Regions from separate parts of the Mus musculus genome. Here region 2 is linked to region 1. The links are chromatin loops, found by intact Hi-C in ENCODE. Cell type or tissue: heart. All regions are shown on one strand.

Region 1 (8,000 bases):
GCATGGGGCTATAGTGGAGCACAAGGAGGCAGAGACAGGAGGATGGGGTCCCGGAGTTCACTGGCCAGCCACTGAATGAATGAGCTCCGGATTCAGTGAGAAATTCCGTTTCAAAATTTAAAGTGAAAAGGGCCGGACCGAGGCCTGGGACAGGTGGGGACACATGGTAAGGGCATATGCCACAGAGACTGTCAACCTAAGTTTGACCTCCAGAACCCACAAAGTGGAAGCAGAGAATCAGCTCCCACAAGCTACCCTAGACCGCCACGCATGCGCAGGGGTACACATATACACAAATAAAAGTCAAATGAATAAATAAGTTAAATAAGGTGACAGGGCACCTGAGGAGGAAACAGGCAACACTGACATCTGGCTTGCGTATGCACACACGCATGCGCGCAAGCACGCACGCATATACGCAGGCACGCACGCCCATATCCATCAGTGGATAAGCATACCAGTAACTGCAATCCGGCGGGTTTTAGTCCCTTTCCGGACAGGGTGGGGATAAAGAGAAAAATCTCAACTATATTTTAACCTCACCAGTTACTCTCCAATATGAAAATCTAAAAATACGGTTAACCCACAAGATCCTTTAAGATTGTAGCCTTCCCACAAGATCTCTGAGGACTCCAGCCCTCTTCCCTGTTTCAGCCACACAGTTTCGTGAGTTCAGAAATGTGTGGCTCCAGGGCAGGTCTGGAGCACCTGTCTGGATCCTTATTTTTTCTGGGTCAATATCCAAAGTCAATAAAACCATCTAGAGCTTTCTCCCGAAAAGCCCAGAGTGGCAGTCCAGGTCCCGGAAGTCACCATACACCGTCAGTCAGTAAGGACCCTATCACCACTCGCACGAATTGCAATAGCCCACATGTGAGCTCATCAGGCAAGTTCACACTAAGCTTTGAGGGTCCACTTCGCCTCCCCAAAGCTACCTGCTGCCCGGGAACAACAGCTTAACTAACCTCAAGCTTGACTCAGCATTAGATCATCCAGCCAGCTGGCTGGAGAGGAAACTTCGAAGATGAACTGAAATTATTTTGGGTGCCTGAAAGTACAAGCTCCCTCTACAGCAGCACGTATAATTAGGATTTTTTTTTTTAATAAATCTACAACAGGGCTGGAGAGGTGGCTCAGCAGTAGTGAAGGGCACTTAACTGCTTGCTCCTGGCAGACTACCGGAACTTCATTCCCAGCACCCACTAGGAGGGTCACCACTGCCTATAACTGCAGCTCCAGGAGACCCCACGCCTCTGGCCTCAGCAGGAATCTGCACTCACATGTGTACATACCCACATGCAGACTCACGAACAAAAACACAATTAAAAGTATTTTTAAAAAAATCCATAAGATGTAAATGAATGAGGGACTCTACACCAACAGCAGGCTTTCCTAAGTAATGGCTTTTACATGTTGGCACAGTTGCCAGGCCGCTCAAGCGCCTTTGTGGAATGCCAACGTACAAATCCATTTCTCCAGGAGAAGACAAAAAACAGAAGTTAATCAACTCGCCCTGAGTCCATGAAGCAATTTGGCCGTTGGCCCAGGAAGACAGTGTCAAGAGCTCTGGGTTCTCACTCCACGTGACTCTAGAATAAAGCTGGAACCCAAAGAGCTATCCTTTAAAAAAAAAATAATAACAATAACCCCCATATGCAGAACCGGCTAAAAATTGGTACCCTATCCATTTTCAGATTCACCTTGGCCTGCCTTGAGCATACAGCCACCTTAGAAGTTCTGTCACGTTACAAATGCCCACAAACTCAAACCAACTACTAAATATAAACAATTTTAGCTCTTCTCACCCTATCAGCCTCTTGGCAAATTCTTCTATGCACCACCCCACCCTGCCTAGGGAGAGAAAAACAATACTTTGTGTTCTTACGATAAACCCATACATCAAAAAAGAAAGAGAAAATTCTAAATAAGCTTTGTTTTCCGTGTCTGCACATTTTAATATACGAGGCACGGAACACAACACCCTCTCCTCTCTCCCCTCTTTATAATTTAAACTCTGAACTCAACAAATAGCACAGGCACAGGCCGGTTAACAGAGTGCTCTCTGCACAGCTGCTAGACTGACTATTTCCACAGTAAGCTTCTGTCAATGCTCTCTGATATTAGCACATGCCTGCTACGTGGATGCCTGCTTACCAAGCTGTGAAAAGACCCACGTTCATTCTGGAACCTACAAAATTAATCTTCTCTGTGCCTATAATGCATAAGGCAAAGGCGCCTTCCCTCCCTCCTCCTCTCCCCCCCCCCCAACATGTCAGGCTAGCTTCTAAACAATCAGTTGGCGAAAATGGACATGCCTGAAAGGGCGGGGCCCAAAGGGGTGTGTCACTCCGGGTATCAATTCCTGTAAATCAAATCCTGACAATTGTCACAATATTATAAAAAGAATGAATTATGATTCTTGGGCCTTCAAGCCTTTATTACCACGAGAACATTCTCAGTTGAATGGCGGAGGGGGGGGGCGCTACTGTGACTTGATTAATGGCCAAAAGCGAGACAATAAAATAAATGTTAAGAGGGGGAAAAAAAACCCATTCTTGGCTCCCAGGTTAGACATGTAAATAATTCCACCCTGGAATAAACACACATGAGGAATTCTTATTTACTCTCTGAGCGTATACACCCAATCAGACTCAGCCAATAGCCCAGTTAAAGATAACAGCTAATTTGTTTAGCTAATGCCTAGTTGGGAACATGTGATAGGTGGCACTAAGATTTCGAACTAACTCAACTCTCAATCTGCCAAATATTAATCCCTTGATCCTGAAGCCTGATGGGAGGAAGGAGAGAAGGAAAAACGGACTGTTTATCAGTAACATAAGGGGGTGGTGGTGGTGGTGGTGGTGTTATTATTTTGTTTTGTTTTTTAACCCATTTTCCCTTTCTAAACTCAAAACCTGTTTACAGAACTCAGGAAAGCTTAACCGACTTTAGTTAACCTCGGTGTTGGGTGGTTATGCCATATCCCTACTAACCAGTTCCTGGCCAGACCCCCTGGTGCTCAAATTCTCCTGGCCAAGTTCAACTCCCCACACCAGCACCCATCAAAGTTAAAGGATCTGCAGAACCCAGTAGGCTGCGAGCCAAGAAAGCGAGCAAGGAGAGGCAAAGACTGCTGGTTTAACTAGCTAAGTGCTGGCTCCTCCAAGCATCTTGTCGGAGTGGGCTACAAAGCACACTTCCCCACAGAACTCCTTGAATGAGAAGTACCGAGGGTGCAAGCAAACGATTGTCACTGCCTGGGACAATGTAAAACTCCTTTCTTTCTTTCTTTCTTTCTTTCTTTCTTTCTTTCTTTCTTTCTTTCTTTCTATTTTTCTTCTTCTTCTTCTTTTTTTTTTTTAAATCACCTCGGCTGCCTGAGGAAAAGGCCAAGGAAACTGCTTCTCCCAGGCATGCTCTGCTGACGTCTTGGGCCATGCCTGAACTGGTCATGTTGAAGCATGACTTCCACACACTTAGCAAGACAGTCCAGGACCACGAAAGACCAAGCACTGACTACAACACAAACACTTCACTTACCAAAGCAACATTTGTCTGAGGAGTTTGACAGCAAGCTGACTCTAACCTGCCCGGAACCCCAAGGCATATTTTTTTTTCTTCTTTAACCCAAGGATGGCGGGCTGCAAGCTCCAGCCAGGCGCTGGCCAGAGGCTGCCTACCAGGTGCTGTCAGCCTGCCTCCGTGGGTAAAACCGTGCTTTGGTTTGTAATTTCTGCTTCTTCAGCCCACCAGCAGTAACTTCCCAGACTCACAGACTGAAGTTGGGGAGTGAAGAGGCAAGTTCGCCTGCTTATACACTTCTCCCACCTGGGTGGCCACACTTACTTCTGGGGACTACCCAGCCCCCACAGAGCCCGCAGACTCCCATATATACACATATGTATCATGTCAAAAACCCCAAAAGACACATCCCTAGGGTCCTGCGGTTTCTTGGCTGGAAGAATGGAGGCTTTATAATATACCAACCTTCAATTTCAAACCCACCACCGACACCCTTTAAGCTGGGGTTTGCCAGTTACACCGCCCACCTCACCCCTCCCCCTTTGCTGGGATGCTATGAGCCCGGAGAGGGAACAGGGAAGAAGGCGAGCAGGGAAAAGGCCCTGCTAACGTACTGAAAGTAAAGAGGCCTCGGGAGACTTGTCTTTCTGTGTCCCCCGCAGGCTTCCCTCCACACTCCACCCCCATCTTCTTACGGAGCATCCCTCCTCCCAACTATTTTTTTTTAAATGAAACTTAATAAGCTTTTCGCCTACCTTGGCTGTTTCGGCAACAAGTGCCTGGGCAATCCGACAAGACGACCAATCTCCACTTGGGGGGGTGAGATGGGGGGCGAGCCGAGCTGATGGAATAATTTCAATATTAATTTATGTCAGCCGCCTTCTCGCAGCTACTCATTTACAGTACTGCCCTCAGCCTGTAAACAAATATCGCTCCGCCAGGAAACATACTCCCCAGATGCAAGCCCCTCTCCCCAAGCAGGGAACCTGGCCCCTCGCCCCTCCCTCCCACAGCACGGCCCCCTCCCCCCTGAGTCCCGGGTGGGAAGCTCAGGGCTTTCTAAAGCACCAACTCACCACCTTCAGCCACCACCCCAGCAAGAAACTTACTCGGTCCGGTCTACGCCTCAACCCTCCCTCCAGGAAATCTCCTCTCCATATGTATTCAACCTCCCCGCAGGAAATCTGCTCCCCCCTCCCCCCTTCTATATACATGCACACCCCCCTCCTCCTCACGCGCCCTCCCCGGCCAGAAACTTACTAGCTAGCAAGCAAGCGTGCAGGCTCTCTCGTCCTTGGAAACTTACTCCCAGATACAGCACCAATAGCACCCCTCTTTCCCCCCTCCCCCAGGCCCTGCTCCCTTCCTTGCCCTCCAACTCCAAACTCTCCGCATCCAGCCACTCTCTCCCTCCCCGGTGGAAATTTGCAGCGCCGGGCTGCGCGCGTGCATCCACCCTCCTCCCCTCCAGGAAACTTACTCCCCATCTGCATGCACCGCCTCTCAGCCATCGCATAGAGGGAAGGGGGTGTGCTGGGGAGACAGAAATACATATGTATCTCTCGCCCCTCCCCCGGCCGCAGCCCACTCAGGGCCGAGCAGCGCTAACCTGGCCTTACCTTTTTGCATGGCCCCCTCCCCGAGCCCTCCGGATCCGCTCCCCAGCACCCCAACCCACCCCTTTTCACCCATCACCCACCCCTAGCAACCGTTCCTAAGCTCCTCTCGGCCTTTTTTTTTTTTTTTTTTTAAATCCAGGATGCAAATTCCTCCCCTGTCAGCAAATCGACTGTCAAATTATTTTCTTGCAAAAGGAGAAAGGCGGGGTGGAGTGGGGGGGGGGGTCAGAAAAGGGGGGCAGACAGGCGGGTAAAAGAGGGAGAGGGACAGAGGAGGGGAGAGATATCCCTCCGCAGAGCTGGGGCTGGCGGCGGGCGGGGAAGCAGGAAGTAAGGTGTCCAGCGCGGCGGGTTCTCCGCCGCGGCCCCCGCCCGCCGCCCCTGTCCCCCGGGGCGCCGCGCTCCGGCAGGCGCGGGCCGCCCGGTGCATTGTTCGCAGCCTTCCCCTAGCCGGTGCACGGACGACTTTTTTTTTTTCTTCTTTTCCGCGCTCCGCGTAGTGTATACGTGAGCTTGCACCTTTTGTAAGCTGGCGAGTCTCTGAACTGGAGAGGATGGGACCACGAGCCTAGGACCTGTCAGTCCCCGGAGTGTAGCAGAGACTCGGATCCCCGGAGGGGGTGGGGGACTCGAGGCCCCCTTGGAGTGGGAGGGGTGGGAGAGCAGCTTGGTGGCCGGGAAGCTGCCGCCTTCCCACTCCGGACCCATTGCAGGATTGCTTCCTGCGTCGCAGTCGCGGTTATTGTAAAAGGCGCGTTGCAAATCTAACGACTCGGGCTGGGAGATTTTTATTGTTGTTTATTTAAGGATTTGCAAAGATACCAAGATCCAGGCAGGCTGCAAAAAGGACTGTGCCTCGAACCCTCACCAACACCACCGCATCCCCCGGTCTTTCTAGGGCCTGGGGGTGCTCCCAGGAAGGGATCTGAGGGTTCTGGAGAAGCTCGCGCCTCCATCCTCTGCCCCTTGGGGGCGGGGAGCGGTCTCCATCTCCGCTGGGTCTGGGAGGGATGTTGCCTAGGAGAGAGGCGGGCAGGAGGGAGGGAGGAGAGGAGGGGGCGCGGGTGCGGCCCTGCGTCCGCCCCTCGCCGTGCGCCATGACTGTGGAACGTGGTGCCGGGGAGGAGGGCCCGCCGCCGGGGGGCCGCCCGGGGCTGCTCGGCATTGGTTGCAGAAACCCGAGCCCTGAAGTCGCTCCCCCTCCTTGGGTTTGTCTCCTCCTCCTGCTCTGCGGGGGAAAACCGCTGCACCCAAACGGAGAGCAGCTGCGAGCAAGGGGGCAGGGCGCCGGCTGGCAGGCTAGCCAAGGGTTCGATCCCCCCTGGGGCGGGGGGGGGGGGGGGGGCCGCTGGCTGGCCTCGGAAATGGAAAGGGATCTGAACAAGACCTCGTCCTGGGACTGCAGATCAGTCCAGGTGCCACGACCTTAGGCCAACATCCCCGGCATCTCCAACCATCTCCGTACTTCTTTTCTAGTCTGAGGAAACGTGCACCAAAGATAGTTCAACTAAAACAGCCACCCGGCGCGGAGATCTAGACTTCAGTGTTGGAGGATCTGTAGGACAACGAGGGTTTTTTTTTTCCCCACGAGGAAAAGTTACACCATCCTTTCCCTCCCCTGTGTGGAGGAATCGTGTGCCCTTTTCTCCTCAAATCTGGCGCGAGATAAGCCACTGTCCCTGACCCATCCCACCCCCACTTGGGCTCCGGGTGTGGACAGGGCGGGAGAAAAACTATATGGAAGCTTAAAGCATGAGGTCATGGGTTGAAGAGGCTGCTGCCAAAAGCCGCGGAGGTGGTGTGTATACGCGTGTGTGTGTGTGTGTGTGTGTGTGTGCGCGCGCGCGCGCGCGCGTGCGTGGGTGGGTAGGTGGGTGGGTGTGTTTGGAGGGGTAACGGTTCTCCATCTTCAGCACTGGAAAGCCCTCTCATCTAATCCTATAAATTCTAAAACACCTGAACCAGGAAGACCCTCTGAAAGAAACAGAAAGAGGCTTGGGTCTATTTTCTCTCAGTGACCCTCTGGCCCGGGACCCGGTCCTTTCGACTAAGCAAAGAGCCAAGGACAGCGAAGAGGAGCAAAGCTTGCTCACCCTTACCTTGCCAATCCTCTGCTTCCATTAAGACTGCCGCCCTTACTAAGACACTAGTGTCCCACACTGCAGCTTACCGTAACCTTTTAAACCCTGCAAGTCCCTCCTGGTTCTGAAGCAACCCCACCCGCCTTGCGCGGGGAGTGGGGTGGGGTGGGGGGCGTAGTTCATCTCTGCAGCCCTCTCTTCCTTCAGTCAGAGCCTTGCCACTGCTCTGTTCCAGAGGGGGGTGGCCTCCCTAACCATTCACCTACCTGATTTTACTAGACCTTCAGTGTTCCAGTCCACTTCCCCTATCTCCAAGAACCCTTCTAGAAGTTACACCTTCATCTCTGACTCCCTGGGATTGGCGGGCCTTTCTCCAGACCTTCTAGCAGCCAGGCTATCACGGAACTGGCCCTAAGGAAGGCCCTTTGCTAAGCTTGAGAGCCACCACTGCCCCAGGGCCTGACGGTTCCCTGAGCGAGTTGGCTTGGATTCCTCTAGAGACCATGGAGAAAGCATCGCCCTGCCTTTCCTACAAACCTGAGTCTCTCCACCTCCAAAGGTCAACACTCACACCCACAGAGCACCAAGAGACAAAAGGTCTCCAAACAAAAGCTCCTCCCTGGGGCAGATAAGAAACCCTAACAGATAAGGAGTTCCAGGCTGCAGAGTTAAGTAACTGGCCCCGGGTCATAATACAGACCTTTACCACCCAGGTTTGCCGGGGCTCCTAGACCACAGGCTGCAGAAGGCTGTGGATTTGCTTCATGCAACTACACAG
Region 2 (8,000 bases), 83 kb before region 1:
TGTTGTGGAAATACAGAGCGTGGCACATTGTAGGTGCCGGGGGTGGGGTGGGGGTGGGGGGAACAGTCGAAAGATTTATCGTGGATCAAAGGAAGGAAGAGAAAAAGAACTACAAAGAAGGAAGTTGTTGCCAGTGTCAAAAGTAGTGGGTTTCAGAATGATAAGAAGTAGTGGCGCACGCCTTTAATCCCAGTACTCGGGAGGTAGAGGCAGGCGGATTTCTGAGTTCGAGGCCAGCCTGGTCTACAGAGTGAGTTTCAGGTCAGCCAGGGCTATACAGAGAAACCCTGTCTCGAAAAACCACACACACACAAAAAGAACTGATGTTCTATCAGTGTGCAACAGAGAGGCCCCAGGGAGGGAGGCCTTGGAGGGACAGTTTCCACAGAAGGCAGGAGCCACCTGCCTGCCGCACACTCTACCGAGAGCCTATTCTGGGCCAGACCCACCTCTCATGGTCAATAGCAAAGGAACAAAGCCAGGAGATACTGGTCTACCTGTCCAGACGAGGGCTGAGTTAACCCTGCCTGCTGTGAGATGCACGGGATAAGGTTCCAGGCGCATAGTAGGTCAAGGAATCGGTGCATGGGAAAGAGTTCTATGTAGGAAGAGGGCCATTTCTCCCCAGAGTAGGAGACCAGAGTGCAGAAGGAGGCGATAAGACAGGTACAAGGGGCTCCTGGCTGGCAGGCTTCCTATGAGCCAATGGAGCCAGGCTGTCTGAAGTGAAGTTAGCAGACAGGGCAAGTTCACTGAAGGTGGAGGTGACGTGGCCTACCTCTCAGCCTGGTATTCCTCAAGCTCAGGCCTACCCTTAAAAGCGGGCCTTCTTCTGTCATAGCCCTGTCCCTAACTGGAGAGAGACTCTGGCCCTGCAACTCTCCGGCCCGGTTTCAGCCAGAAACGATGGTTTTGGTTTGATAGGGATGTGACTTGTACTGCTATGGGGTTCTGAGCAGGTCGGGTCGACCGTCAGTGCTCCACAAATAAAATGGGAGGGGCTGCAGACAGCATCTGTCAGGCCAGGAAACTGCACTTCTCCAAGATTCTGACAGGAAAGTCTCACGTCCCAGTCCCTGGTTCCAGCTGCTTACAAAAGCCATGACGCTATTATAAGAGATAACACACGTATTTTTTGTTTGTTTGTTTTTAAAATATCTACCTAAGAGCTGGGTCTGTCAGAAGTTGAAGTCTTCACACAAGTGTCCTATGAAGCATTTTTCACAGAGGGCAAAAATGAGTTTTAAAGTAACTTGCTTAGAGTCTTTTAGGCAGTTGATGAACCCCCACTGGATTTAAACCTTCCTGGTTTAAGCCCTCAGCATTTTCATTCTTAAAATTCAATGTAGCCGGGCATGGTGGCACATGCCTTTTAATCCCAGCACTCGGGAGCAGAGGCAGGCGGATTTCTGAGTTCGAGGCCAGCCTGGTCTACTGAGTGAGTTCAAGGACAGCCAGGGCTACACAGAGAAACCCTGTCTCGAAAAACCAAAAAAAAAAAAAAAAAAAATCAACATGATTGGGGCTGGGGAGAGAGCGACCTGCCTTTGGATCTGTGTGTGTGTGTGTGTGTGTGTGTGTGTGTGTGTGTGTGTGTGTGTGTGTGTGAGTGAGTGCTGGTGCCAGGACACTCGTGTGCCGTTCAGAAGACAACCTCAGGTGTCAGCCTTCACTTTCTATGCTGTTGATAGAACGGCAGTTGAGCTGGGCTGGGATCGTCTGAGGATTTGTCTGTCCCTGCCTCTCGTCCCACTAAGGGCGTGCTGGGATCGATGACAGGTGTGTACCACCTCGTCTGGCTTTAAGTAAGTAGCTTCTGGGAATCATAACGTACACACACACCACATGTCCACGGAAAACAGTACGACATGATACACATCGCCAAGCTTACCCGCCAACCTTCCCTTTTACTATGCACACATCCAGGTAAAACTTCACCTGGCATTATTTTAACTATCCTACTCTTTATTCACCTGGCTTGGTTGGCTTACCATCCCCCCCCCCCCAAAAAAAAAATCAAAACTCCACAGCCATCCCTCCTTTGCAAATGACACCGGAGTCTTGTTTAGGCCTTGTTTCTGGGAGGCCCTTTTGCTCCATCTAATCCTTAATACCACTCCCCACCCCTCCCAAATGCCTTGTTCAGGACCCAAGAGTGAGCATTTTACTTCATGGTGTTCTGTCTTTCCTGGACTTCACCTGAGGCCCTGCTGAGTAAGAACTCCAATCCATTGGTTTCCTGAGCCCTCTCTGGTCCTCTCAGGGCCTCACAAGACAGTGGCCTTCTAGGACCAGGTACATCTATCTGCTTTCCCCCTTCAGGAAGCCGTGCAGCCTGTCACTTGCTAGCAGCCATCTCACAAAGAAAGAAAAGAAGGAGGAGGCAGATTTAGACTGTCCTCTCTCTGCCTTGATGGGTTTGCCCCAGTCTTAAAGCCCCAGCATTCTTCTTCAGCTGCCTGCTCACGTGTGTCCCAAGACACGCCCATGTCCCATCTCAGGCCTTCTTCAAAGGAAGCACTTTCCACGTGAGCCCGCTAGCTGAGAGGAGCTGATGGTCGCCAGAAGAGTCGATGCCAGGTGCCCCTGGGCTGGAAGATCGCCCCACATCCTGGATATCAGATGCACGCAACTTCACTTCAGTCTGCACGGGCCACCAGGCAAGCAAGCTGGGATCCCGAGGGCTTCAAGGGGAGAAGGCCTGGGAGCTAGGAAAATCGGCCAAGTACTGAAAAACCATCAAACCCTCCCACACAAACAACGCCAGCCCCCAACCAGAGAGAATATGAAGGTAGTCAAGGAAATACTGTCTACTAAGGTGCCTGGAAAGAATCAAGATCTACCCAAGCCAGCCAAGGGGTGGCTTGCTCCCCCTGACTCGGTTGAAGTAGCAGGAACTCAGGAATCAAGGCTTGGGGTGGATGCAAGGCCAGCCCGGCTGCCCAGCTGCTTCAACCTCTGGCTGCGAGCCTAGCTGCTTTGATCTGGGGTTCTGCATGAGTGAACGTAAGGCCTAAATAAAACAAGAAGTATATAAATACATCCTTCACGGAGCCTGGCATTACATAAGGGACCCACTTCGCGCCGCTCCCCTCCCCCTCCCAGCCCTCCATCCTCTCTTCGCAATCACTCATAGACACAAGTGCAGAAGCCACAGAGCGCTTCCCGGCGAGGCTTGCAAAGGAGGAGAGGAGGTAGAGAGGGGGAGACACCCAGGCTAGCCCAGGCCAGGTCCTGGAGAAGCTCCAGACCTTTGTGAGACCCAAGGATGCCTGGTGGCCTCATACAGATCCAAACAGGAAGTTTATGAGAAACATAGAAAGAATGCGGGCAGAGGCTGGGGATTAGCCCAGTTGTAGGAATGCTTGACTCTCCTGCCCAAAGCCCTGGGTTCCATCCCCAGCACCAAATAAACTGGGTGTGGCAGCAGGCACTCGACTAGAATCCCAGTGCTCTGCAGAGGCAGGGTAGCCCATACACAGTCACCTGACTGCAGGCTCTGCCAAGGCTTCCAGTCACTACCCCCTACAGTGGCTCCTCCACTCCCTCCCCAAGTTAGGTTCCTTTTTTTTTTTTTTTTAAATAATGACTCATTTAGGAAGAGGCAAAACCAAAAACTTCAAGATAAAGACAAAGAAGTACCAAAGTCTTTAAACACCTCCCACTCCCGCAGACCTGCTATCAGATCCGCCTCCCCGCTCTGACCATGCTAGTTTGGAAGTGACGGGGCACACAATTCTTCTAGCAAAAACACTGCCAGTAACATCTCCACTCTCAATGTCTTAGGTTTTCATTGCAGATAAAGACGGCCCCAGGCCTCCAGCCCATTAAGTTTTTGCAACACAGCAATACAAAAATTAAAGATTTGGGCTGGAGAGATGGCTCCGTGGTTAATAGCACCAGCGACTCTTCCGGAGGACACAGGTTCAATTCCCAGCACCCACAAAACAGCTCACGGCTGTCTGTAACTCCAGTTCTAGGGGATTCGAAACCCTCACACAGACCCTCACACAGACACCACAACAATAAAGAAAAGAAAGTAAGTCAGTTAAAAAAAAAAAAGATTCAAACCCATGCTTTCAATGGGGTCAAAATCTCATCTGGTTCTACAGAGAGGGTTCTGAGTTATTAACGAAGGCTTTGGGCGTTAGACCACGAGCCTAATGAGAGTGACAATGTTTTTTTTTTCATTAAAAAAAAAAGATCTCAGGGTCTGGAGAGATGGTTAAGAGCAAATGCTGCTCTCAGAGGACCAGAACTTTGTCGATGACCTATAACTGCCCCTCCTAGGGAGCCTGACACCCTCTTCTGGCCTCCACAGGTCAAGTGCATGCCTACCCAGAGACTGCACACAGTACATGGAAATAAATTAAAATATGTCTTTTTAGCCAAGGAGACCTCTTGGCATTCAGATGTTTATGTTTGCTCGTGGTATTCAAGAGGAACAAGATTATAGAACATTTCAGATTACCTACCTCACGAGCTCCTGGGAAGTCCAAGTCAAATGAATCGTTAAGATGGCCCAGAATTCAGAGGTTCTCAACACTGGCTCTATGTGGTTGTATTTTCCGAGTTCCTAGCTTCCGTGCCCAGCGTCTATCATATACATTTGGCTTGGGGTGAGGAACCTGGCAGCAAGATTGGGTCTTTTTTTTTTTTTAATGTTTATTTTTCTAGTTTTCCAGGATTTTAATGTATAATCACAATTGAGGATTATTCAAATACAGATTTTTCTTAAAACTGTGATGGGAGATAGTTCAGTCTGTAACACACTTGTCTTGCAAGTGTGAGGGCTTAGGTTCGGCAGAACCTGTGTAAAAAGCTGGGCGTGGTGGCAGATACTGCAGTCTCAGGTACGGCAGGATGGGAGGTTAAGGGAGGATTGCTAGACAGTCGAGGACCATCTAGTCTGGCCTACGTAGTGAAACTCCAGGTCAGTCAGAGACACTAGCTAAAGAAAAAAAAAGAAAGAAAAACAGTAGGAGCCTAGGGACCAGAACCCATGGTTGTCCTCTGATCTCCACATACATATTATACGTGCATGTGTTCACATACATTAAAAAAATTAAAGTAAATTTAAAAGCTGAGTTCTGGGCGCTGCTGCTTGCACTTGCTGCTCTTGGAGAGGATGGAGATTTGGCTCCCAGCATGCACTAGGCACAACTACAGCTCACAACCATCCACAACTCCAGTTCTAGGGAATCCGATCCCCTCTTCTGGCCTCGAGGGGCACCAGACCCAAACATAGTGCACAGGCAAAGCACTTATACATGTAAAGTAAGACAGACAAACCTTTAAAGTAAGTAAATAAAAGATCTAAAAAAATAATTAAGGGAAGCTAGGGATGTGATAAAGTAAGACACACAAACCTTTAAAGTAAGTAAATAAAATATCTTAAAAAAAAAATTAAGGGAAGCTAGGGATGTGGCACAGGTATAGAACCCTTGCCTAGAATACACAAGGCTCTACCCCCAGAACCACAAAAATACTTACACACATACACATGTGCATGCATGCATACTGACGTGTACACACATACATACGTGTGCACCTGAAACAAAAACCATGAAAGTTAAAAAGTTAAGGAAAAGTCCAAAGTGGTACCAAAGACAAAATCAAAACCAAATTTGATATAAAAAACTCTCAGGCCAGCCCTGTTCCGGGCTCTGACATTCACAGACTTGACTTAAATGTAAGTGGGGTTACCACAGAGTTGCTGGGCTTTCTTCGTGGAGCATTTTACACTTATCTAGCAATTACTACGACCACTTCCTGAGCCTGTGACTCACTTACCTTCTGCTACCCCACCCGCCCCCACCCCCATCCCCACCCAAGAAGGAAGTCTACAGATGACCCCCTCCTCCGACCACCATCTTGCTCAAATCCGCCCCTGCTTCTCCTAACAGTGCCAGGCTCAGAAAGTCTCCATGCCTCCTTTCCCTCCTTCCACACACACACAACTTTTCTGAAAGTTCCTTCTATGCCCACAAACTGCTTCCCAGTCCCTCTGACCCCTTCATACAGCCTGCATTTGACATCTACACAATGAGGTTACAAGAGACAACATTCCCAACCTCACTCTTCGTCCTAAGCTTTTCAATTTGCCTTACTCCATGTCTCCCTAACCGAGGGCAACCTGGTAACAGTAAATGGGGAACCATCTTTGAGGCACAGTATTATGGGGTAGAGGGCCGAGGCAGGGCACTTTTTACATTCCAGCTTAGACTCAGAGCCAACAAGTTGTTTTGTTTGTTTGGTTGGTTTTCGTGGATAAAAACCAGAGAGCTGCTGCTGGTGGCAGAGGTAGTTGCTGTGACGCCTGACAACACAAGTTTGGTCCCTGGGACCCAAAAGGTACAATCAACTCCTGCAAGCTGTTTGAACTCCACACACGGACTGTGACATGTGTTTGCTGGTACACACAAACACAGAATTTTAATTAAATAACTAAAAGGCCACAGACATAGAGGCACGGCTTATACAATAAATACACTGCTTTGTAAATGCAGAAAATCTGCGCAGGAAGTGTATATGCTAGTTCAAAATGTAAATGACACTGTGTGGGTCACAGGTGGCACGAACTGACCTTCCCCCCTTTCTTTGTAAACTTTATTACTTCTGATAGCTTGTGTCTAAGAATCATGACAGTTCAGACCCAAAGACAAGCACCAGAGTAGGTCCAGGATGAGTATATAATGAGCGGCACACGCCAGGCCAGGTCCCAGCATGCACTGCGGAACCACACCCTTATTAACAAATGGATGACTCTCCCATCAGGCCCTCTTGGCTTCTGCGCCCTGAGTCTTGGACGCCAATTCATCCCTGAACCATGGTGGGTCCCCAAGAACAGATGTGGAAAAGATATCTCAGCATGAGTGACATGCCCAGTACAGGGACCACACAAGCCATGTCCTCTCCTGTGTGTCTCCTCTGGTCTCCATCTTTGTTACCGTGCTGCCTCTTAGCATGACAAGTCTAGGTTGACCACATACACTCCACTTAACAGGCAAACTTACAGCTTGGATGTCGGGAGCCTAGAAAAATCTTAGGATCATAAGGGATAGACCATGGATTCCCTCACCCTCCATCTCCCCATCACTCCCTAATGTCTCTTGAGGCAAAGAAGAAAAATGAATGAATATTCCAGGTAGCAGGAAGCGAGTTGAGAGTTTAAGGCCAGGGGAATCACAGAGTATGGCATGCTGGCAGGGAGATACAAGGTTCTCAGGTCACACCTCTTAAGAGGAAGAACACTGTGGCATACACAGTGCCAGGCAGAAAGAACCCCAAGACACTTAGAAATGTCAAATTCCATCTGGGCATGGCAGGAGGAACCCAAGTAAAAAGACTCAGCTCCCGCCGGCTGTGACCAGTTTTCTGCAGTTCCAGCATCCTTCTAGCATCTAAAGAGGATCTAAGCAAACGGGGTGGGTGGAAAATAGGAATAGAGAAAAAAGAAATGAAATTAAGCAACATCACATGGAGATAGGCCAAATCCTCCCCGGGTAACACATAGTCACCGCACGTGACCCGCGTCACTCCGTGAGCTCCAAAACCAGACATCTGCCAGTTATCAAATCAAGACTACTGGGATGCTGAACTTCTCAACGTCGAGAGCTAGCACAGAGACCATAATCAACCCAGATGCACGGCCTCTTACCAGGTCCTCAAGAAGCCTGCTTTCTGAATAGTCAGGTGACACCCTGGGGGCACAGCAGAGAGTCACCTGCCATTGACTGCCCAGGAAGAGCTGTGGAGGGGGGAGTGGTTGGAGACAGTCTCATGGAGGAAGTGAGATCTGACTTGGATCTTGAAAAACTAGGTTCAACTAGGTCAGACAGAAAGGAAGTGGGAAGACTACCCCAAGCCGTGGGCTGGCAGATACAAGCCATAGCCACAGGATGGGTGGGGACCAAGATGCAGGAATGGGTCCCAAAGGTGGTGAGTGGAAATACTTAGGAGTCAACGTGGTTGGTCTGAGCCCACCTCTGCTGCTCAGA

Evidence for each region. Hi-C counts contacts between places; a loop is a spot of excess contacts. Peaks named below come from ENCODE experiments on the same cell type or tissue, not always from the same donor. Only the 100,000 strongest peaks of a DNase experiment are listed, where the experiment ranks them.
Region 2: a loop joins it to region 1, with 4 times the contacts of the local background. A loop is called at or near these places in 5 of 42 quality-filtered maps.

The regions. Positions count from the first base shown.
Region 1 is chr17:47,138,187-47,146,186 of GRCm38, reverse strand. Gm41589 (a long non-coding RNA gene) reads left to right here and starts at 6,488. Exons shown (of 3, transcript XR_876847.2): 1 at 6,488-6,939. It also overlaps a transcript of Trerf1 not described here. In heart, a CTCF peak has its summit at 6,350; DNase peaks (open chromatin) are centred at 4,996, 5,486, 5,746, 6,246 and 4 weaker places; H3K4me3 peaks cover 4,876 bases; H3K27ac peaks cover 4,705 bases.
Region 2 is chr17:47,221,075-47,229,074 of GRCm38, reverse strand. It overlaps a transcript of Trerf1 not described here. Among named protein-coding and RNA genes, the nearest start is that of Trerf1, 5.2 kb to the left of the region's middle. In heart, no CTCF peak of the experiment used is centred here; DNase peaks (open chromatin) are centred at 3,484 and 7,494; H3K27ac peaks cover 290 bases.